2 separate regions of the Homo sapiens genome follow, and region 1 is linked to region 2. A link is an interaction called in ENCODE POLR2A ChIA-PET data of the cell type or tissue named here. Cell type or tissue: GM12878. All regions are shown on one strand. Each heading gives the region's core, and the rest is flanking DNA. Links, peaks and the distances in the headings are about the cores only. Region 1 holds the start of SDC3 (syndecan 3). Region 2 overlaps LAPTM5 (lysosomal protein transmembrane 5).

Region 1 (11,520 bases), core at 4,296-9,295, 170 kb after region 2:
TCGCGGGCTCCCGGCTCGGCCGCCCGGCTCCGCCTCGCAGCTCCGCGCCCACAGCGGCCGCGCCCGCAGGAAGCGTGCGCCGCCGCCGCCGCCGCCGGGCCGCCCCCAGCGCGGGCGGAACGGAGGAGGGGCCCGGGGCGGGGCGGGCCCCAGTGCGCCCCCCGCGGGGCTCCGCGCCCTCTGACCCCAGTCCCAGCCCCCGCCCCCACCCAGAGGGAGCCCCGCGCTGCCGAGTGGGCACCCGGACACCTGAGTGAGCAGCCGGCCTCGCCGATCCCGGGGCTGGAGGTCGCGGAGCCCGCCGGACGCACCTCCGCGGCCGCCGTGCTAGGTAGAAGGGAAGGGTCCCGCGTGGGATACCAGGGCCCGGGCCTGGCTCCCTGAAGTCGCCGAGCGGAGGGGTCGCATGGGCGTTTTCATCTACAGCCTCCCCCTGTGGCTCCACGCACGTGTCTCTTCCTGGACTCCCATCGTCACCCTCACACACTCAGCCAGTCCACCCAGTGGGCCAGAGGTCATCCAAGACCACGGGCTTTCATGCCTCCAGGACACCCAGGGGCTGTGTGACCTCAGATCAGGGCCCGGCCCTCTCTGGGCCTCGGTCTCCCCAGGGGACCATGGGGGTGGTCACTTCTGGGCCCTGTCACTGTGGATCTGCAGAGGAAAAGCCACGCAGACCTGAGCGCAGCTGCTTCCACACCAGCTGTGCGCCTCCAGCAAGGCCCCCAGTTCTCTGAGACTCAGACCCCCCATGGTTGAATGGGACCACCCCCTCCAGTGCAGGATGGCGAGAAAAGTACATCTCTGAGTGGCAGTCTCTAGCGCTGGTGGTCTTTCTACCCTGTGTGGTCACGGTGCCTTTTCCCCCTTCACCTTCATCCCCAGCGGCATACCCCATGCTGTTCTTACTTCTCCAAGTCTCCAATGGCGTGTTAGCTCCAGCGGGGGCAGGGTTTTGTGTCTGTCTTGTTCACTGCTATGTCCCCAGCACCAGCACAGAGCTCGGCATGACATCGATGCTCAATCCAAATTTGCTGAATCAATGAATGTGTTTCCCATTTACTGGGGCTCAAAACCAAGTGTTTTGGGGCAAGATAGGGGAGAGTGAAACATTTCTGGAACCCTGACCACATGCCAGGTGCCCAGCGCTTTCATGTGTTATATCATTTCTCAGGAACCCCATAAGGTCGGTCTGTCAATATCTTCACTTCTTAGGTGGGGAAGCTGAGAGCCAGCAAGAAGAGGTTATTTGCTGATGACAGCTGGCTGGACGTCTCTACCCTCAGTTACTCTCCTCTCTGGCCCCTGTGTCCCAGCACCCAGCTTAGAGCCTGCCATTAGAAAATAGGAATGAAATCAGGCCGGTCGTGGTGGCTCACGCCTGTAATCCCACCACGTTGGGAGGCCGAGGCGGGTGGATCACGAGGTCAGGAGATCCTGGCCAACATGGTGAAACCCCGTCTCTACTAACAATACAAAAAAATTAGCCGGGCGTGGTGGCGGGCGCCTGTAGTCCCAGCTACCAGGAGGGTGAGGCAGGAGAATGGCATGAACCCGGGAGGCGGAGCTTGCAGTGAGCCGAGATCGCGCCACTGCACTCCAGCCTGGGCGACAGAGCGAGACTCCTTCTCAAAAACAAAAAAAAAAAAAAAAAGAAAAGAAAAGAAAATAGGGGAACGAAATTGAGTTGAAACTGGAACAATTCCCTCAAGGAAAGGGGAACCAAAACCAGGATGAATGGAGGGGCAGGCCTTGAGGAAGAGACTCTGGGGGACCAGCCATGGGTTTTTGGTGTTGGGGGTAACTGTACTTGTCCTGCAGGGCCCTTGGGAGGAGGACCAGGGGACAAAGGTCAACTCAACATAAAGTAGAGATAAATTAGAAGGGGCTCCCCAGGAGGGAGGGAGAGCCCAGTCCCTAAAGGGTATGAAAGGCAAGCTCACCACCCTTTGACAGGGATCCTGGACAGGGAAGACAGGGAGACTTTCGAACTAGGAATTCTGAGGTCCCAGCCTCTGAAAATTCAATTCTCAAATCTTTTGGCATGACATCAATGCTCGATCCAAATTTGACTGGCACCTTGGGGAGATGGGCAGGGAGGCTGATGGGGTGCAATAGGTGGGAAACTGGTTTCTGTTGAGGTAGCACAGCTTGGAATTGAAGAGCTCTGGCTCTGGGTCGGCCAAGTATCTGGGTTCAAATCCCAGTTCTGCCAGTTATGAGCTGTATTGTGTTGGATGTGTGACTTAACCTCTCTGAGCCTCAATTTCCCAACTGTAATATAGAGATAATGACCACGCAGAGTTCATTCATTCATTCATTTAGCAAGCATAAATTGGGTGCCTGCTGTGTGCCAGGCCAGGTACCAGGTTGTGAGGATTACATGAGCTCTTCCCTGCCATCGTAATGGAGTTCAATGAAGGTGGCTGGGAATGAAGCTTACAAAGGAAGGGACTCAGATGTAGGGATAACATCATCCTTCAGAGATGCTGAGCAGATCCCAGGAACATACCAACCCTGAGGCGCTCCCAAAGGGCCAGCAGGGTTAGGGTGGGGATTATGAGGAGCCAGATGTCAGCTGGCCACAGACAGCAGTGGCAATTCTAAGAGGCAGTAAGTATCCTGTCTTGAGAGGTATTCAAGGCTCGGAGAACTATCTAGCAGGGAGACCATTAGGATGGTTTCCATGAGTAAGATGGGCAGTGAGCATGGCCCATCTTCAGAGGTTCCTGCCAGCTCTGAGACTTCTGGAAGCAGCAACTCCACTTCCCTGACATCCTGGGGAAGAGGTGGGGGCGGGGCAGTGGAGAATCTTTGGTCTGGACAGGCCAGGAGCGCCACCTGCTGCTCTTCAAAGACACTGGTCACAGCCAGAACTAAGACAGGTCTGGGCCCCTGAAGGTCCTTCTCATCTTGCTCCCCCCGGGTCCCAGGTCTCCCTGGGGTTCACAGATGCACACATTTCCTGCCCTCAAGCACATGGGTCATCTGCACAGTCACCCTTGCCCAGGCCTCCTTGTGCATTGGAGCCACATCCCCACATACTCAGGGTCTCCCTTCATAGCACCATAACCTCACCCACAGGCACCAGCTGCTGCCGCCTCCTGGCACAATAGTCACAGCCCCCTCCGGCCTTTAGAATACACACTGCCTCCTCTGGGAAGTCTTCCTGATGTCCTCTGGGTGATCAGGCCTGGTCCTGTCCTGCCGGCATCCTGATCACACTCATCCTGCACTCCCCACCCTGCTTTCAGTCCCTACTGTCTGTCTTGCTCAAAAGTGGGAGCATTCAGTATCCCAAATGAACAGTAGCTATAGAAGGGCCCAAGTGGAGCTGATTATGGGCCAGGCACTGCTCTATCAAATGCACACTCACATTAGCCCCATTTCCAGATGAAAAACCAATACACAGAGAAGATAGGAGATATGCCGAGGCACCACGACTGGCAGTGAGAGCTGAGATCCTGACCCAGGCCAACAGTTAAACTGCAATGCCAGGCCCAGTGGTGTATTGGGAGGCGTTTGATGAATGAATTAGAGTCACCGAGGGGATTCACACAGTCACACACCAACATGCAGACATACTCATGCAGTCTGGCCCCTGGGGAACCCCACAAGGCACGCCTAGTGGCTACATCTCAACCTTTCCACCTCACCCCCACCCCAGTCAGAGCCTTCTCTGCCCTTGACAGGGCCTCCTAGCTCTAACCAAGCAGCAGAGGGGTGGGGACGCCTCAGCGGCATCTCTGAACTCCACTCAGGTGAGCCTAAGATGCCTTATTCAGAGTGGCACGCCCAGGCCTGACACAGAGTGGGTGCTCAGTAGCTGTCACCTGACTCTACCTGTCCCCCAGGGGATTGGCTAAGACAACCAGCTCTCTGGACCTCAACAGTCCCATGGCATCCTAAAAGCCAAGATTGATGGAGGCCTTACTACCTGCCAGGCACTGTTCTGAGCACTTGCCAAACACACCCTCATCTACTCCTCCCCACAGGCCTGTAATTTGGGCACGACAAGCAAACTTGCCTCCCAGGGCTGCTACTATGAGAACCAAATGAGCGGCCAGCCCTGGAGTCCGGCACACAGTGAGCCCTGTCCAGGTGCTTGCTCTCTACTTCGTCCCATTTCACAGCTGGGGAATCTGGGGCTCACAGGAGTTCAATAATTTATCCCAGGTCACCCAGCCAGGAAGTGGGCAGCCAGGATTTGAACCAGGCATGTGATGACAGAGCCCTGGCTTTTCACCCTGTGCTGAGCTGTCCCCCGTGGGCAGAGGGGACTTTATGATCCTTACCAGACCTCCCAAACACAAGTGCTGTCTCAGCTCAAGGCAATCACAGGGCTTGCAAAACAAGTCCCGGCCTCCCCTCGCCACCCCCATCTCCATCCTGCTCCCTCCCCACCCCAACCATCTCCCACCACAACTTCCGGTCTTGCCCAAGAGTCAGGATGGAGGCCACAGCCCAGGCTTGCTTCTGAGAAAGTCCAAGTGACAGCAGTCTTGGAGGTCAGTGACCCCCAAAACTGAGGAACCAAAACAGGGCTCTGACAAGAGGGCTCCAGATCAGGAGGATCCCAAAGTCCTCCTAGGGGAAGCTGGGGAGACTCAGAAGCCATCTGGTGCCCCAGTGAGTGGAAATCTCACTGGGGAAGGATCTGCAAGGCCTGTGGCCGGACCAGGGTGACTGGGAGAAGGCTTGGCCTTCCCACAACAGGGGTCCTCAATCGTGGGGAGCCTCCTGCCCGCCGAAGGGACCTGGCCCATATGAGGGTCTCACAGAGCCATGCCCCGCCCTTAGTACAGAGCCAGGCTCGGCCAGCCTTCCCTGACCTCCCTGTGTGCTGGGAAAGTCCTTGTAGGGTGAGAGGGTAGGTGACACCCCAGGACACATGGCTGCTAGACACAGGTTAGGATTTGAACTCAGGCCTCTTCCAGGTCTGTGAGCTGAGGGTTTGCAAACTGTAGATCCCAAAGCGTTCCTGAGGGCTGGTGGATCCCCAGGTTCCTCAGGGCTGGTGTGCGAGGAGGGGGAGTAATCAGATTTTGTTTGAGCTCTGTGGCCTGTAGGTCACAGAGCAAGGCCTGGGCTGGCCTTGTAGGAGGGAAGAGGCTGTGTAGACTCAGCAGGGCCTGTGGCTGAAGAAGCCCCAGATTGGCAGTCGGGGAGGGGAGCTGCTTGAGGGGAGAGGAGAGCTCTGGGACTCCAAGCTGGGTAGGGGTGGAAACAAGGTGGGTCCCACCTCTGTAGGGTCTGAAGCTTATACGGTTTGAAGGGATCTCGAGTACACAGTTAGGAAGAAGGCTTTGGAAAGCGGCTGTGCAAATGAAGGGCCCTGAAGCATCAGCTTCATTTTATGGCAAATGTGCCTCTGAATGGCCACCCACCACCCCGCCAGATACTATCGCCTGAATCCAGCAAAGTCAGAGGTGGACTGGGCTGGGCGTTGGCTCACGCCTGTAATCGTAGCACGTTGGGAGGCTAGGGAGGGCAGATCACTTGAGCTCAGAAGTTCAAGACCAGCCTGGGCAACATGGCAAAACCCCATCTCTAAAAAAAAATAACAAAACAAAACAAAAGAAAAAAAACACGAGCCGGTTGTGGTAGTGGGCACCTGTGGTCTCAGCTACTCAGGAGGCTGAGGCAGGAGGACCACTTGAACCTGGGAGGCAGAGGTTGCAGTGAGCTGAGATCATGCCACTGCACTCCACCCTGGGCAACAGAGCAAGATCTTGTCCCACAAAAACAAAGGAAAAAACAGAGGGAGCCTGGGCAGGGAATGGCTACCTCCTCTCTGAGGGAATCTAGGAAGGCTTCATGGTGGTGGTGGCGACATCTCCCCTGGGCCATTGCAGGCAGGCCTTGGAGAATTGGGTGCTTTGAAATGGTCCTACAGGGGCTGAGCCCTACCTGGGAGGAGAGCCTCTAAGGCCCTGAGCTCCAGCTTGAGGCTTCATCCTGACATCGTGTGTGGACGAGGCTGAGAACATTCTGGAGGCTTGTTCCCTGTGATCTAGAATGGACAGAGCAGGCAGGGCCTACTTTAACTGCCCATTTCATAGAAGAGAATACTGAGGCCTTAAAACGGAATGTGACTGACCCCAAGGTCACATAATAAGCCTGTGGCAGAGCTGGGACTAGAACCCAGGTGGCTTCACTCCTTGCCCTGGGGCCTTTCTCTCTTCCACTCCCTTCTCCTGGACCAGCTGCTCTGTTTTGACAGAGCTCTTAGGATAAGCCCCCTCCCCAACCAAGGTCTTCATTCAAACCCACAGGCCGTCCCACTCTGTCCATCGAAGGTCACAGGACTAGGAAATGACCATTGGCAGAGCCCAGGCCCAGGAGCTGTGCTCACACACCTGCCCTCTTCTCTGTGCAGAGGTGGAGAAGCTGGGTGAGGAGAGAGGAGGGGAGGAGAGAGAAAGGGGAGGATGGGAGGAGGGCACTGCCCCAGAAGCCATTCCAGGAACACACCCCCGTGCCTGGGAATAAACTGCTCATTTAGAATCATTTTCCTGGAACCAAAAATATGCCTCCCTAAAAATATATTTTCTTTCTCACCTCATTCTGAGGCTGCAGCAGCTCAGCTGCCTCTAGGAGGTGGGTGGGGGAGAGTGACCGGGGCCTGTGGGGGGAGATCCCCCTTTCCCCAGGGCTGTGGATACTGACCACTGGGTCCCCCTCTCTGAGCACAGCTGTCATTGAGATATGCAGTACATCACATTTGTGTGTGTGTTTGGTTTTTTGGATTTTCGAGACTGTTGGACCCACATTCAAACTTCAACCTAGAGGTATCGAGCCCCAGCGAGGGCTGGGCACAGATCTGGACACTGAGGGAGCTCCCACCAAGGATGGGAGGCAGGCAACAGGCAAGCAACTGCACCAGGGGACACCTTAGTGCTGCCCTCGCCTCCTGTGTGCCTCTGAGCAGGTGCTTCTCCCACCCTGGGCCTCAGTCTCGTCATCTGCGAAGGGATCAGATGCGGGTAGCCACCCTGAATTCTCTGCGGACAGTCCTGCCGCTGGCCATGGTGGAGGGGAAGAGCAGCTGCCCTGGCAGCACTGACTCCAAAGAGAGGCCTGGGGCACTCGGGGCTCAAATTCTGGGTCTGCCACTTCCAGGCCAGTGGCCAGGGCCATTTTCCTCCCATGCAAGTTAGGGTCAGTGACGGCTCACAAGGCTGGAGGGAGGCAAACAAAGCAACACAGGACAGCACCCAGCATAGGGCAAGGCCCACAGTCACATGGAGCAGACCACTGTGTTTTTGTTGTTGTTATTTTTAGAGACAGGGTCTCACTCTGTTGTCCAGGCTGAAGTGCAGTGGCACAATCACAGCTCACTGCAGCCTCTATCTCCTGGGATCGAGAGATCCTCCTGCCTCAGCCTCTGGAGTAGCTGGAACTATGGTGGGCCACCACACCCAACCCTATGCCACTAATTTTTTTTTTTTTTTTTTTTTAGACAGAATCTCATTCTGTCACCCAGGCTGGAGTACAGTGGCGTGATCTCGGCTCACTGCAAGCTCCGCCTCCTGGGTTCACGCCATTCTCCTACCTCAGCCCCCTGAGTAGCTGGGACTACAGGCGCCTGCCACCACGCCTGGCTAATTTTTTTGTATTGTTAGTAGAGACGGGGTTTCACCATGTGTTAGCCAGGAAGGTCTCGATCTCCCGACCTCGTGATCCGCCCGCCTCGGCCTCCCAACGTGCTGGGATTACAGGCATGAGCCACCATGCCCAGCCCCTAGGCCACTACTTTTAAGTCATTCTTTGTCTGGTTCACCCCAGACCTGAGGTGGGAGGGCGAGGATACCCCACCCTTCCCCCACGGGAACTGAGAGAGTCTGAGGTTCCACAGGGAGGGGGCAGGTGGCTGCCAGGACCCTGGAACAGGTTGGCTTCGGCCCCTGGAGTTGTTGGTCCAGCCCTGCCCAAGGACATGTTCCCATGCTGGTATCTAGGAGCACCAGGAAGTGTAATCCAATTATACACTTTAAGTTATTTTTAAAAGTATGATTAAATTATTATTATGTTAATTTTAATTTTTATTTATTTATTTATTTGTTTTTTTAAACGGAGTCTCTCTCTGTTGCCCAGGCTGGAGTGCAGTGGCGTGATCTCTGCTCACTGCAAGCTCCACCTCCTGGGTTCACGCCATTCTCCTGCCTCAGCCTCCTGAGTAGCTGGGACTACAGGTGCCCACCACCACACCTGGCTAATTTTTTTTTTTTTTTGTATTTTTAGTAGAGATGGGGTTTCACCGTGTTAGCCAGGCTGGTCTCAGTCTCCTGACCTGGTGATCCACCCGCCTTAGCCTCCCAAAGTGCTGGGATTACAGTCTTGAGCCACCGCACCCGGCCGATTAAATTATTGTTGACTAGGCCAGGTACAGTGCCTCACGTCTGTAATCCCAGCACTTTGGGAGGCCGAGGTGGGCAGATCACTTGAGCCCAGGAGTTCAAGACCAGCCTGGACAACACAGTGAAACTCCTTCTCTACTGAAAATACAAAAAGTAGCCGGAGGTAGTGGTGTGTGCCTGTAATCCCAGCTACACGGGGGGCTGAGGCAGGAGAATAGCTTGAACCTGGGAGGCGGAGGTTGCAGTGAGCCAAGATCGTGCCACTGTACTCCAGCCTGGGCAACAGAGTGAGACTCTGTCTCAAAAAAAAAAAAAAAAAAAAAAAAAAAAGGACCGGGTGTGGTGGCTCATGCCTGTAATCCTAGCACTTTGGGAGGCTGAGGTGGGTGGATCACAAGGTCAGGAGTTCAAGACCAGCCTGGCCAAGATGGTGAAACCCCATCTCTACTAAAAATATAAAAATTAGCCAGGCATGGTGACAGGTGCCTGTAATCCCAGCTACTCGGGAGGCTGAGGCAGAGAATTGCTTGAACCCAAGAGGCAGAGGTTGTAGTGAGCCGAGGTCGGGCCACTGCACTCCAGCCTGGGTGAGACTCTGTCTCCAAAAAAAAAAAAAAAGGTTATTATTGACTATAGTCACCCTTTTGTACTATCAAATACTAGGTCTTATCATCCTTTCTTTTTTGTTGCACCCATTAACTGTCGTCCCCACCTCCTCTCCTCTACCCCCTCACTAGCCTTCCCAGCATCTGGTAACCAACCTTCTGTTCTCTATCTTCCTGAGTTTAATTGTTTTGATTGTTAGATCCCACAGATAAGTTTAAAGTGCTTCTTTGAGTGAAAAGCAATTCATGAACTGGGAAACACCAAACCAGAAGAGGTTTAATGTTCCAGTGACAAATCATCAGAGGCAAGTATTTAAGGGATAAACGCAGAAGTAAAATAAATTATTTGATTGGTTGCAATTATATAGTTGTTTATTTGGTCTATGCCGTTAGAAAGTCCCCCGTTATATAAAAATTTGTGGACTACTTCTGACTGGTTGAGCTGAAGTTCTGTTTTTCTTTAATAGAGGCATTTACAAGAAATAGCTCAATTTTTGCTTATGTTTGCAAATCAAGCAAGGTTGAGGTCATGTATGAGGCCTAACTGGTTTTGTCTGCTCTGGGATTCTTCAGACCTGGTCTCCATTTTAATTTAACAAGTGAAAGGGTTATAGGGCTGGGCACAATGGCTGACGCCTGTAATCCCAGCACTTTGGGAGGCCGAGGCGGGTGGATCAACTGATATCAGGAGTTCAAGACCAGCCTGGTCAAAATGATGAAACCTTGTCTCTACTAAAAACACAAAAAATTAGCCGGGTATGGTGGCGCGTGCCTGTAATTTCATCTACTCAGGAAGCTGAGGGAGGAGAATCGCTTTAACCCGGAAGGCAGAGGTTACAGTGAGCCAAGATCATACCATTGCACTCCAGCCTGGGCAACAGAGGAGACTCCATCTTCTTTTTTTTTTTTTTTTTTTTTGAGACGGAGTCTCACTCTGTCACCCAGGCTAGAGTACAGTGGTGTGATCTCGGCTCACTGCAACCTCTGCCTCCTAGGTTCAAGCAATTCTCCTGCCTCAGCCTCCCAAGTAGCTGGGATTACAGGCGCCCACTACTGCGCCAGGCTAATTTTTGTATTTTTAGAAAAGATGGGGTTTCACCATCTCGGCCAGGCTGGTCTCGAACTCCTGACCTCGTGATCCCAAAGGCCTCGGCCTCCCAGAGTGCTGAGATTACAGGTGTGAGCCAACACGCCCAGCCTCAGGAGACTCCATCCTGAAAAATAAATAAAGTATTACAGGACTATGGTTCCTCTGCCCACTGCACAGTAACAGACCCCATTACATGGAGACAGCAGGGTTTGCAGAAGCAGAAAGAGTTTACTGATCACAGGGCACCAAGCGAGGAGATCCTCAAATCCATCCCTCCGAGGAGTTCTGGGCTGGGATTTCTAAGGGGATTGTTGAGGGTGAGGGGCTAGAAAACTTGGGTCATTGATGGTTTTGAGTAAGGGGGATGACATCATCAGGACATGGAAACTGCATTTTTTGGTGAGTCAGCTCTTCAAACCAGTCAGGTCCTTCAAACCAGCTGAGTCAGCAGTTTCCTCAGTATGCAGGACCTGAAGGAATAGCTCAAAGAGAGAACTTAAGGCTTCCTAATGTTCAAGTTGTTATCTGCAGAGCAGCTAAGGGGAACTATCGTCCTGTAACAGGGTCTCGTGATTCTAGGTCAACAGGTTGCAAAAAGCAGCTGTGAGGAGGCAGGTCAGAGAGTGAGCTGACCTCAAAATGAAGGCTGAACGTGCTACAAGCTCAGTTTATTTTCATTATTCCCCCTCTCTTCTTCCCTGATTAATTTTATAAAGTTTATAGGGGCAGTTTCAAAAGCAAGCTGAGAGTGTGACCAGAGTATGGCATTATTCTCAGTTACTACCGTTAACACAGTCTGGAACAGAGCCATGTAGATGCTATCATCAACAGCTGCGTTAGGACTGTGGTCTTGTGGTCATTGGTATCCAAAATTGCATAGTCACTATAGGCCCTAGTGGTGGGCTTGCTCAGTTCTCCAGGTTGTTAAATCCTGCTGGCAATCATTCGATATGCAAGTGGCTGCGGGAAAGCATTTATTTATGTACTTATTTTTTAGAGACTGGGTCTTGCTCGGTCACCCAGGCTGGAGTGCAGTGGCACCATCATAGTTCACTGCAGCCTTGAATTCCTGGGCTCAATGATCCTCCCACCTCAGCCTCCTGAGTAGCTGGGACTACGGGCACACGCCACTGCACTGGGCTAATTAAAATAAAATTTTTTTGTAGAGACAAGGTCTTACTTTGTTGCCCAGGCTGGTTGAGAACTCCTGGCTTCAAGCAATCTTTCGGCCTTAGTCTCCCAAAGTGCTGGGATTATAGGGTGAAACGGTGTCATTTAAAACCCTTGAGAGGATACAATGCACAAAGGGGGTGAATAGAATAACTATAAGGAAAATAATAGCCAAGGACTGAAAAACGCCCTGGAACAAAGATTCCCAGGAGCCAAGATTTCACCAGCTAAAACATATCAATGAAGGAGGTAGCACCTATCTGCTAAGACTTGTATTTGTTTCTTAAGAGCCTTT
Region 2 (11,520 bases), core at 2,415-7,414:
CTGACAAGTTTCTTCCTGAGAGGGCTCCCTCAATAAATCACCAGCACAAGAATCTTCCTCCCAAGCTCCAACTCCAGGGAACCTGGCCTAAACCACAGACACACAGAGACGTGAAGTAACCTGTTCAAGGCCACACAGCCAGCAAATGGGCATGGTTCCCTGCCCCAGACTCACCATGTGGTTCATGGACTTGAAGTTGAGATAGGTGGGCACTTCCATGTAGGAGCTGCAGAGGGTCAGGATGCTCAGGCAGAAGTCCAGCAGCTGCAGCGTCATCAGGGGGAACTTGGAGGAGCTCTGGGGAGGACAAATACAAGGAGGAGGAATGAGGAGCAGCAATTAAAGTCCCAGTTACTGAGCGGCACATAGTAGGCCCTCACTTGAGAGACCGTCTCAGCTACAGACATCAGTGACTCTCGTCCCCTGTGCACAGAGAGACATGAACACACAGATGTTCATACCAAGAGCTGGTGGCAGACCCAAGACTAGAACCAAGGTCTCCAGACTCCCGGGCCAGGGCCCTTCCATGATGTAGCCCCCCGGTCTCTTCAAGGACAACAGTTGGGGAGAGTGAGAAAAGCAGGTTTGGGAGACTGTGTCCTTGACTGGCAGCAGCCCTCAAGCCACCCCACAGTGGGCGCTCACTGGCATGAATCATCCTTCTCTTCCTTTCTTCAACTTGGTTCCAAAGAAGAAATAATACTGGGGGCTGGGGGCTAAAAAGCGCACATGTCCTTTCCTCAGGTGTCAATTCACTCCCAGCAGCACTGACTGAGTGCTGACCATGGGCTGCACCCCCAATGTGTGTGTTCCTCATGTAACCCTCATAAGGCAGGCTGATGAGATGTGATTGCAGGTACATTCCACAGAGGAAGAAACTTGGGGCAATGTGGAGGGACTCAGAGACTGGGTCAAGACACCAGCCAGGAAGAGGGCTCCTACCCTCCCCAGCCTGAGCACAGGGCCCGTGTCTGGTCCCCTCCCATCTCCCATGCCAGACCTGGGCTCTGCTGTCCGGTGAGAGGTGGGGGCTGGGTACTCACAGCACGGCTCCGGGAGGCCAACTTGAGGTAGGCGGGCAGCTCAATGTAGGAGCCCAGCAGGGTGAGCAGGCACAGGAGATAGTCCATGATTTGCAGGGACAGGAAGGGCAGCAGGTACTTCTCCCGGTTCTGAAAGGTAGGCCCAGCACCGTCAAGTGTCCCCTGCATGCAGCCAACACTCCGCCACCCAGCCTGATATCCTCATGCATCCCCTTCCCACCCTCTCCCAAACCTTCCCTGCCCTCCTCAGTTGAGGTCACCTCCCTCTGAGTGACACTCTGGGGACAGGGAGTGGATAAGACCCAGGCCCTGAATGAGAGGAGTCTTGGTGTCCCAGGAGACGTAAGGGAACCATCCCCATCTATCAGGGCTCAAAGAGCAGGATTTGACTCAATTTGCTCACAAGAACCCAGCAAGGAAGGGCTTTGTGCACTTTTTACAGAGGAGAGGGGACCAGAGAGGACTTGCTGGAGGTGGGGACACCAGGGCTAGATCGGGGAAGGAGACTAGGAGTGAACAGGAGGGAGGGGCGGGGCACTGGAGGCAGAAAGACCAACATGAGTGAAGGCCCGGAGGCAGCAGAGAGCCCCTCCCCCCCACCCCCCACTCCCCACCACGCCCCGCATACAATTGGACCTTCCTCCACCAGCCACTCCCAGGGGTCCAAAGTCACAGTAAGAGGCCCTGCCAGGAAGAGGCTGAAGTCCCTCTTCTTCAATTGAAAGCAAGTGACCACCATGACCAGTATTCATTCATATGCTCTCACAGCTGGGGACAAAATCACTGCAACAGTGGTTTCCTGGTGTCTCATGTGGTCGTCTAAAATCACTCAGGAGGCAACCAGAACAATCTTGACTGATCTCAGAGTCTTCAGGGACCACCTGCTCCATTTCTCCATTTCTCTAGCTGAACCCTTTGAGTTTCTGCACAAGCACCCACAGCCACCCTGCACAAGGCAAACGGCCTCCCCAGGCAGCATGGGTTCCAAGACAGAGTGAGTGTTAGCAAGGGGAGTGGGTGCTGGCATTTGAGGCAGGGTGGACGCATTCCAAACCAGCACCAAATCATCGCCCCACTCCTCCGGCCCTGCAAGGGCCAGGCCCCTGTCTGCACAGGAAGGACCCTCTTTCTGGATCCTACTCCCATGGCTATGTGGTGAGGCCCTGGCTTCCTGCCTTTCTGGGGACCCAGGGACCGCGGGTTCCTCTTCTGCAGGGGATTGAGCTACAGCCCATCTCAACTCTCCCACCAGATTTGCCTCGGGCCCAGGAGCCCCTCGTTGTCACACTAGACTGTCCCTGTCTCTCTGAAGGCCCATCTTCCCCAATCAGATCATGAGCTCTCTGGGGGCCTTCCAGGGCGTAGGTCCCCCTCAGGGTGCTGGCTCCTGTCACTGCATGGATAGAGCTGCATGCATCCTACTTTCCCCCTTCTTCGGCTCCTCTCATCCATTACAAAATCCAGTGCTTTCTCCCGTCTCTCACCCCCAGAAACAACACTTCCTCTTTTCACTCTCAAAATTCCCTGCTTCCACCTGCCGTTTAAAAGGATGTGAGTCATCAGCTAGTTCTCACCAAAGTGTCGGTGACCAGCATAGCCCACCATGCCCGGCCCCGTGGAGGCTCATGTTACCAGGGAACTGAGGTCACCTGCCCAGGGAATCTCAGGGAGAAACATGGTTCTCCAAAAGGTATGTGTGAAGATCTCCAGAACGCAGGTGGGACCGCCTAACATACCCGCCTCCCACCCTCTCAGCACCCAGCACTGCCCACCACCAGTGGGTGTGAATAACAGGAAGGGGCAGGGGGCAGCGGGGCTCCTGAGCCCTCACCTTGACTACGCCGATCAGTAGGCTCAGGCTGATGATGAAGAGCATGGTGATGAGCAGGAAGCTGGAGATCAGGTCAGCTGAAAGGCAAGGAGAGCAGGGAGGTGCTCAGGGGTGCCCCTGGGACCCCAGCCAGGCTCCCAGGACCACACTTGGGGAACCACTGGTTTGGGGACATGAGGATGCACAGGAAAGCCCAGGCCCTGCCCTCTTGCAGTCCTGAGTCTGGAGTGAGTACAAAGACAAAAGCAGAACATCACACATAGCACAGGAGGATGCGACAGAGGGTGCTGGGCTGGAGGTGCAGGCTGGGGTCCACTTCAGCCAGGGTGAGGCTGAGGAAGGCATCCCTGGGGAGTGGCCTGAGAGCAATGAGGAATCGGCCTGAGACAGGGACAGGGTTGGTGAGGTCAGTGTGGCTGGAGCAAGGTGTGGGGTGGAGAATCGCAGGGAGATGCTGTCAGAGAGGTGGGCAGAGGCTGGATCCTATGGTGAGGAGTTTCCATTTTATTCTAGTGTGATGAGCAGCCACTGACGGCTTTAAGCAGAAGAGTGAGGCTATCACCTTTACCAGCTGGTGGGGATTTGCAAAGTGCCATTCCATCTGCTCTCACCACCTGCAGATGTGGGTGGGGTCAGGTGGAACATCCCCATTTGCGGATGAAACAGCTGAGGCCCCAAGAAAGGAAGACACTTGCCAGAGGTCATCCATCGTCCATGGAGAGGTGGCAGTGCCTCCAACACTAGCCTGGCTATCCCTGGCCAGGGCCCTCCCTGTCCTCCTCCCCCCGCCACTCCACCGGCGTCCCCTGGACCTACCGATCCTGAGGTAGCCCATCTGGGAGAGCTTGCAGGACGCCTTGCCATGGGCCACCTCTACTGAGTGCTCGATGAACAACAAGACGCTCATGATCTGGAGGCAAAGCAAAGCATCAGTCAGCTGAGCCTGCATCACGGCCCCCCGACCAGCCCCTCCCACCTTAGTGGTGTACAGCAGGGAAGCCAGTAGTGGGGATCCTGGAGCAGATGGCATGCCAGGTCAGTAGGGCATCTCAGACAAAAGAGTGGCCTTTACACACAGAGAGCCCATGTTCAGAATCCTGGGTCTTCCTCTCTCCAGCTATGTGACCCTGGGCAAGCTACTTGACTTCTATGTGCCTCGGTTTTCCCATCTGCAAGATGGGGATAATACTAGTAACTTCCTTAGGAGGCTACTGTGAGGAGTAAATGAGACTATCCCAGGAGAGCCCTTAGGCCCAGTTCTCAGGAAGAGTGGTAACTGTTACTACTGAAGGTCAGGCTTAAAGAGGTGGGGTGGGGGGTAGAAGCTGAAGGCCCCTCCACTGCATCCCCTTCTGTAACAACAAGCTCTGGGGATCAGAGAGCACCATAGAGCTTCAGGTTCCCGGAATCATCAACACAGGCCCAGGAGGGCCCTGGAGAGCATCTAACCCTGAATCTCTGTCTCCCATGGCCCCTCAGGGAACAATAACATCTTCCTCATAGGATTGTGGTGGGGCCAGATGGGATAATTCACTTAAAGTACCTGGCAGATAGTAAGCACTCAATCTGTGCTGTTATCCATTATCCCCATTCGACTGTAGGTTCCAGGCAGGGAAAGCCTGTATGTCTCTTTGTTCATTCCCCTAGCTGTTGTATTTGTTGAATGAATGAATGAATGAATGAATGAACAAATGAACCCCACACTCTCAGATGACCCTTGCTAAGAATGATGTGGAAGGGGCGAATCTGATAGGCCTGAGTGTTGGGGTGGCCCTAGAAACAACTGAAGTTCAGCCACAAAACTGCAGTTTTAAAGAACCTTGGAGGTCACCTTATCCATGCCTCCCATAAACCTGTGCCATGCAGCCTCTACTTAAGTGCTTCCAGCCATGGGGAACTCACAACCTTATGTGTGTCCATGTCCTCACAGCAAGCCCTCCACCCTTCCCCTATGACATACATACAGTTCTCCAGGTAACCTCTGCCCATATAAAGAACAAGAAAACTGTCCCCTCCCCTCTAGTCGGTGCCCTATCTCTATTAATATGGCCCTAAGTTTACATCGGCTTTCTAGGCAGCCCTGCACTGGTAACTCATGCTCAGCTGACAGGCAACCAGCCACCCACCATCTGTTTCCCCCTTGCTGACTGTGTGGGTTTTTTTTTTTTTTTTTTTTTTAGCTCAGACACAGGTCTCAACTTGTCTTCCTGCCACATTACATCCTGTTTAGGGGCGTGGAAAGGGACTGAACGGAAGAGTGATGAAGAGCTGGGCTCCAGAATCAGATCAAGAGGATTTTGAATCCAGGTCACTGTGTGACCTTGGGCAAGTCTCTTAACCTCTCTGAGTTTCCTCATCTGGAAAATTGCAATCACTGGATTTAGTGAAGATTAAATTGCATTATATTTGCAAAGCACTGAGCTCAGGGACTGGCAGGGGGTGCCCAGCAAACAGAATCTGCTTTTGGCTGGGGCAAGCTTACGTGGTTCGGCAGTAGTACCAGGAGCACGGTGCATGCTCTAACTGCCCCCTCTACCTGCTAAAGAGTGAGCTGGAAAGGCTTTGTCTCATCAGGAAAGTTGAGAACACCCCAAAAAGAAGGCAGGTGTGGTGAGGGCTGTGGCTGACACTCACAGGAAACAGCCCTGAGAGAAAAAAACTCCTTCCTCAGCCCCTAAAGGCCAGGCCGCAGCCCCTCTCCTCTCAGTTTCACCTTGAACGAGAGAAAGAGAAAGGGAGGCAGATGACAGCTCCGTCCAGCACAGAACGGGGTGTCCTGTGAAGTGGTGAGCTCCCTGTTCCTGGGAGTATGTAAGCAGATCACAGATGAGTCACAGCTGGGCTTAGAGAAGGACCATGAGCATCTGCCAGCTGTGAAATGAGAAGACTTTCAAAGTCTCAAGATTCCAGGATTATCTGAGATCTGGAACAAAGCCTAGAATCAGATCATCTCAACCTCCCCTTGCTAGAAGGAGCCTGCATGTACTTGTTTTATAAGCTTCCTCTGCTTGTTTTATAAACTCAGAGAGATTAGGTGGCTTGCCCAAGGACACACAGCAAGTTGAGGGAGGAGCCCAAGTCTCCCAGTGCTGTTCTGATGCCTTCCCATTCCCCTGACCCCCAAAATGCCTCAGAGCCCTGCTAGCCTGAACCCCGGAGAGGACTTAGATATTTTGATCATGCATCTATGTCAGTAAAACCTTTTGCACACACGCCTCTATTTTTCTTTCTTTCTAAATTACACGCATGTGTTGCTGTCCTAGTTTATCATGAACATCATAAAACAGCTACTAAAAAATTTCCAGAAATTAAAAAATTATATGATGGAAAAATTTAGAAATTTTAATATTGTCCTCCTGAGGCCATGAGGTCACCTTGGACATTACCCGACTTTAGAGACCTCTACTAATCCTCAACTCCCCCTACAACTCCTCTGTTCTCCTCCAAGCATCCCTTACTGCCCTGTAACCCCTCCAATCACCCCAGGGGAAGAAGGGGACATTTGTACAGCCTAACTCCATGCCACATGATCTTCCCCACTACCCAGAAAAGGGACTATTCTTAATACTTTCCTTCCCATTTCACAGACGAAGAAAGTGCAGCTCAGAGAGGTCCAGGGCCTTGCCCAAGGCCTCCCAGCTGGTCATATGCAGGGCTAGGGTTCAAATCTTGGCCAATTCCCTCCGCTGCCCGGCATCTTCCAGCCACCCGGGCTCTGCCTAAGGCCTAACCCTTCCCCTCAGTGCCTCAGTGGAGGCAGAGAGGCGCCCCCATCCCCTCTCCCTCTGCAGTCCCCCCTCCCTCCCCTCAGCCCCAGCACCAGGCACCAGAGGTATTTCTACTTTTGTGAAAACCACCTGCATTTAAAACCCAGGCTCACCCTCCCCCATTTCACCTTTTCTCAACAACCCTGCGGCAGGGGACGAGGGAGGACTTTGTCCCCATTGCCGGATGGCTCACGAGACTCATAGAGGGCAGGGGACCAGCCCACAGTCACAGAGCGAGGCAACCTCAGAGCCTGACTTAGACTCTGAGGGGCCCCGACCTTCCACGAAGATGCCAGGCCCTGACCCAGGAGAAAGGGAGGAAGCTCGGCTCTCCAGGCACCCATGTGGCTCTCTAGGACATAGGATGGAGAGGAACTCACATTTATTCAGCACCTACTGTGTGCTCAGACCTGCACGCACAGGCTTGCACTGCAATCTCCCAAAACTTTACAAGACAGGCAACATTTTCCCGTTTTACAGATGAGGAAATGGAGGCTGAGAGAGAACTCACATGTCCTGTGTCACGTGGCCCGGCTGGGGTGTGAACCCTGTTGCCTCTCTCCTGGGGTCAGGGCTCCCCACAAGGTTGAACTTGCTCCCCTGAGGCTCCAGGATCTCTCTAGCCATCTGCCCACCCTTCCCTGGCAACCAAGCCCCAGCCCCAGCCACTCAGAGCTCAGGAGACAAGAGCTGGGGAGCAGGAGGCCTCCTCCACTGCCTCACTGCTGTGTGGCCCTGGCCAGGTTCTGGCTTCTCCCTGGCCTCAGCTTTCGATTCTGGTCAATGAGAAGAGACCCTCATTTTCCCCTGGGGCCATTGGGATGACAGAACGCAGGAGGGTCAGTGGGGTGGAGCTCCTACACACTGTAGGACATCTCACCCAGGCTGCCCACAGTCCTCCACCCCCAGCCACCCCAGGGCCAGCACCCTGCCCCTCAGAAGGCCCTCACTGCCCCACCCATGTCCCTAACCAACAGCTGTTGGTAGTTCCTGGAAAGTACCTGGCCGACCTACAGAGTATGCAGACAGTCAACATTTCCAAGCCTCCAAGCCCTTGCCTTCCCCTCATGTCCCCGGTTTCCACCTGGACACAGCGCTGCCTTCTCCCCAAGCTCTGAGAGCCCAGCTGGGCTGTGACCTTGGGACCCGAGCCATCCCATGACAGGTACAAGGCTTCTCTCCCCCAACAATGCGCAGGCAGACAGCATGCCCTCACCCACTTGCTCCCCAATTACAGCATCTTTTCACCCACTGTCCCTTCATTCTATGCTGGTGAGATCATGAAGATAAGAGCTCGGGTGCTGGGGTCAGATGGCCCCAGGCCCCAGCCGAGCTCTGCACCCTTGAGCCAGCCACTAACCTCTCTGGGCCTCGGCTCCTCATCTGAGGAATGGGGATAATCACTGACCTGCCTCACAGGATTGCTGAGGTCAAATGGAATCGTGTGGTGCGCGGAGCCGGGCACACAGCAGGTGCACCATAAACAAGCACAATTGGGTGGTGGTTTTTGCTACCTCTGGGCATTCACTGACTCTCAGTAAACACTCTCTGAGCACCTACCGCCTCCAAACTCTGTCTAGAAAAGCCACTGACCCTGGCGTGCCGGTGTCACAGTCTCCAGGGAACTCGATACATGAATGGTGTGCTCAGAGCCATGACAGAGGACACGCATGGGGCTTGGGGTCCTTGATGAGGGAGAGCGCATTGCTGTCTAAAAAACTTAGGGAGAATTTCACCAACAGGAAACCCATGAGCGTGGCTTTGAGGGGCAAGTAGGAGTTTTCCAACACAGAAGAGAAGAAAGCATTCCAAAAGAGCAGACATCATGTGCAAAAGCCACAGGCCTGGTGGTGCAGGTGTGTTTCAGTCCCTTCAGGGAAACTCAGAAGGCACGGGAGTGTCTCTTCCCTGAGAGGAGGATGTTACCAGCGGGGAAATATGGCCCAGAGAGAGACAGCGACCAGCCCAAGGTCACACACCAAAACTGTCGCAGGGTCAAAATCAGCTCTGTCCTCCTGCCTCCAAGCCAGGCTCAGGCTGCGGTCCCAGCCATGCTCAGCCACCCTTCCCACCCCCACTCTCCTTTCCCGCTTTTCACCTCTTCTTCTGCCCATCTTTGGTTTCAGTTCTTATTCCCGTCTGCACGCAGCCTTTCTTTCTTAATGACAAACACAGCTTCCCCAAGCTGGCCAGTTGGGGAAGTGGCCAGGGGCAGGGGGATTTGTTTCTTTTCCTGGTGGCTCTGAGGAGCAAGCAACAGGTTGAGCTAAAAGAATGGGGGCAGGGGCTGGAGGATGGAAATCAGGGAAGATGGGGACAATGGGGTCAGTATTGAACATGGCTGGGCAATAAGGATGGCGGTACCAGAGGGGATGCGGTGAAAACAGTGCACCAGGTGTCACCTGGGAGGCACTGGCCATGGTGACCATGTGAGGCGGGGAGTGGCTGTTGGGATGTTGTTGGAGTTGGCGTGGTGATGACAGTGATGATCAGAGATGCTGTTGGTGATGTTGGTGACAGTGATGGGGGTGACGGCAATGGGGACATCAGGATAGGATGGTGATAAGGAATATCATGTGGATGGTGGTGATGACACAAGAACCCCCGATTCTGGGGTTCAAAGACCAGTCCCTTCTGCAGGAGAGCAGGCCCACTCTCTCTCACTCCCTGAGGCCCAGGACCCACCGTCTCAGAAGCAGGCAGGCGGAGACCCACCATCTGAGATTTTCAGGGAGGTAAAGGTTATAGAGAAAGGACCCAGCCGTCAGTGAGCACACACCCGTGCCAGCCAGAGTGTGGACACTTTCCTATCCGTTTACTTCATTGGCTCCTCCTACCAAATGTGCGAGCCCAGGACAGAGGCTGCACAAGAAGACAGGCCCGGGCTTGTCTTCAACCCTTCCCAACAGACAATGCAGTTTGCCATATGGGTCCCAAGTGCCAGAGCCCTCCCTTGCCCCTCCCCCTCAGGGCTGCTCCACCCTGACCCTGTGTCCTACAGCCTCACACTTCTGCCATCATCATTATTATTATGGCCCCTCCCTGAAGCTCAGTCCCCTCAACCTCACCTGCCCACCCTGATTTCCCTGGGTTGCCTGGGAGGAGGATGTGAGAAGGGAGTCAGATGTGTCACCATCAAGAGGAAGCTCCCCTTCCCCACCCTGTGCTTCTGGTCAGAGCTTATGAGGGCTCAGTGGGGGCCAGCCCCCCAAGAGCACTATCTCCCCAACCACCTCTCCAGCCAGCCCAGATACCACCAGACGCCCCCATTCCTGGGGCCACGCACTCCGCAGCAGCCCGGCCTGGCTGCCTGCAGCTCCCCAGAGCCTGGCTTCTCTCTCCTCTTCACTCTTCCGCAGTTCTCGTCCTCACCCGCCGCCTCCACCTCATCCCCTCCTCCCTCCACTGGGCTCTGGGGCTCACAGACCTCAGTGAGAACCCCAGTGCAGCCGCTGATCCCCTGTGGGATCCTGGCCTGGCCATGTTACTTCATCTGTAACATTTCCTCATCTGTAGAAGGGAGAGAAGAATCCATCCACCTCCTGGAGTGGGTGTGAGAAGTAAATCATTGAAGACAGTGATTCAGAAAGATCAACTGAGCAGCACAGGTGCCTGTGTGTGGACACCCAGCACGGAGCCTGGTGGCCATGGCTGCCTTATTTGTAACAGCCCCAAGCTGGAATCAATCCAAATGTTATTTTGCAGGAAAACAGGCAAATGCATTGTGGTAGATTCATACAATGGAGTATACACAGCAATGGAAAAAATGAGTTAGCTACCCGCAACCACACAGACGAAGCTCCCAAACATAACGTTGGGAGAAAGAAGTGCTCACAAAAGAACACGCGCTGCAGAATTTCATTTCTACGTAATTCTACAGATGTATGTATTATAGAACTACATAGACAGGCAGAAGTCAGTGGGGGCGGGGCAGTGGCGAGGCGGGGGCTCTAGGGGCCTCTGGGTGCTGGTCTGATTTCTTAGTTTGGGTGGAGGTCACATGGGTGTGTTCACCTTGTAGAAGCCCACCAAGGTGTGCACTTAAGATAGCTGTGCTTTTCTATAGGTAAATTATACATCAAGAAAAGGTTTGCAAAAATCAAATAGAGATTGGCTGGCACCTCCTGTGCCAGGTTCCACGGGATCATGAAGATGAATCAGGCTGGGTCAAGACCCAAACGAGCATCCAGGCCAGAGGGCACGACTCCCAGGGACCCAGCACACAGGGCTCTGGGTCAACACCCAGAGCTCAGGGTCCAACCGTAGGGGTCAGGGCGGGCTTCTCAGAGGAGGTGGATCTTGAAGAAGATTCCCCGAAAGAGCAATGGAAAAAGTGTTCCAGGCAGAGGAAAGGGCATGAGCAGAGGCCAGTGTGCATGAGACGCATTCAGGAAACGGCAAGACGTTCCTCTTAGTAAACTGTGATTTGGCGTCATCCATGTGCTGAATACGCAGCAGGCCTCAGTAAATGGCAGCAGTTGGCTGGGGGAACACACGGATCCACCGGTTTGGCAGGGGTGGGGCCTCTGGGGTTAGAGAGAAAGGGGAAAGAGCATGCAGGAGATGTGACGGCTCATGCAAAACCTAGAGAACCTAGACTCGGACGGCTCAGATGGCGCTGGAGGAGGTTGTCACCTGCAGCACAGGAAGTGCTGTGACTGGGCGCTAGCAGCTAACTTTGCCCCAAAGGCAAACAGTACCAGTGAATCCCAGCAGCAGAGATATTCTGGCTGGTGGTAGCTTATCAAATCTCCCTTTAGGAGCAGCCAGTGGGGGGCTCAGAGTTGGCCTCCAGGTATGACACAAGGCCCTGTCATTCTCCACTTCCTAGATATCTGGGGAAGCACCCTCCACTCCCCAAACGATTCCCTAAAACCAT

Evidence for each region. ChIA-PET counts read pairs that join two places held together with the same protein. Peaks named below come from ENCODE experiments on the same cell type or tissue, not always from the same donor. Only the 100,000 strongest peaks of a DNase experiment are listed, where the experiment ranks them.
Region 1: POLR2A ChIA-PET joins it to region 2 with 9 read pairs; 2 of 35 experiments call an interaction of 5 or more read pairs at or near these places.

The regions. Positions count from the first base shown.
Region 1 is chr1:30,908,707-30,920,226 of GRCh38, forward strand. It overlaps SDC3 (syndecan 3), which reads right to left and starts at 52. Exons shown (of 5, transcript NM_014654.4): 1 at 1-52. It also overlaps the pseudogene RN7SL371P. RefSeq lists a silencer at 7-96 and an enhancer at 10,602-11,520. In GM12878, for the core only: no CTCF peak of the experiment used is centred there; no DNase peak of the experiment used is centred there.
Region 2 is chr1:30,738,766-30,750,285 of GRCh38, forward strand. It overlaps LAPTM5 (lysosomal protein transmembrane 5), which reads right to left. Exons shown (of 8, transcript NM_006762.3): 2 at 3,691-3,784; 3 at 2,875-2,951; 4 at 1,044-1,172; 5 at 175-297. LOC105378620 (a long non-coding RNA gene) reads right to left here. Exons shown (of 2, transcript XR_007065566.1): 2 at 5,025-11,167. It overlaps MIR4420 (microRNA 4420), which reads right to left and starts at 467; the gene lies at 391-467. RefSeq lists enhancers at 445-1,004, 5,164-5,293, 6,735-6,794, 6,805-6,994, 7,315-7,464 and 4 more. In GM12878, for the core only: no CTCF peak of the experiment used is centred there; DNase peaks (open chromatin) are centred at 5,026 and 5,554; H3K4me3 peaks cover 2,925 bases; H3K27ac peaks cover 5,000 bases.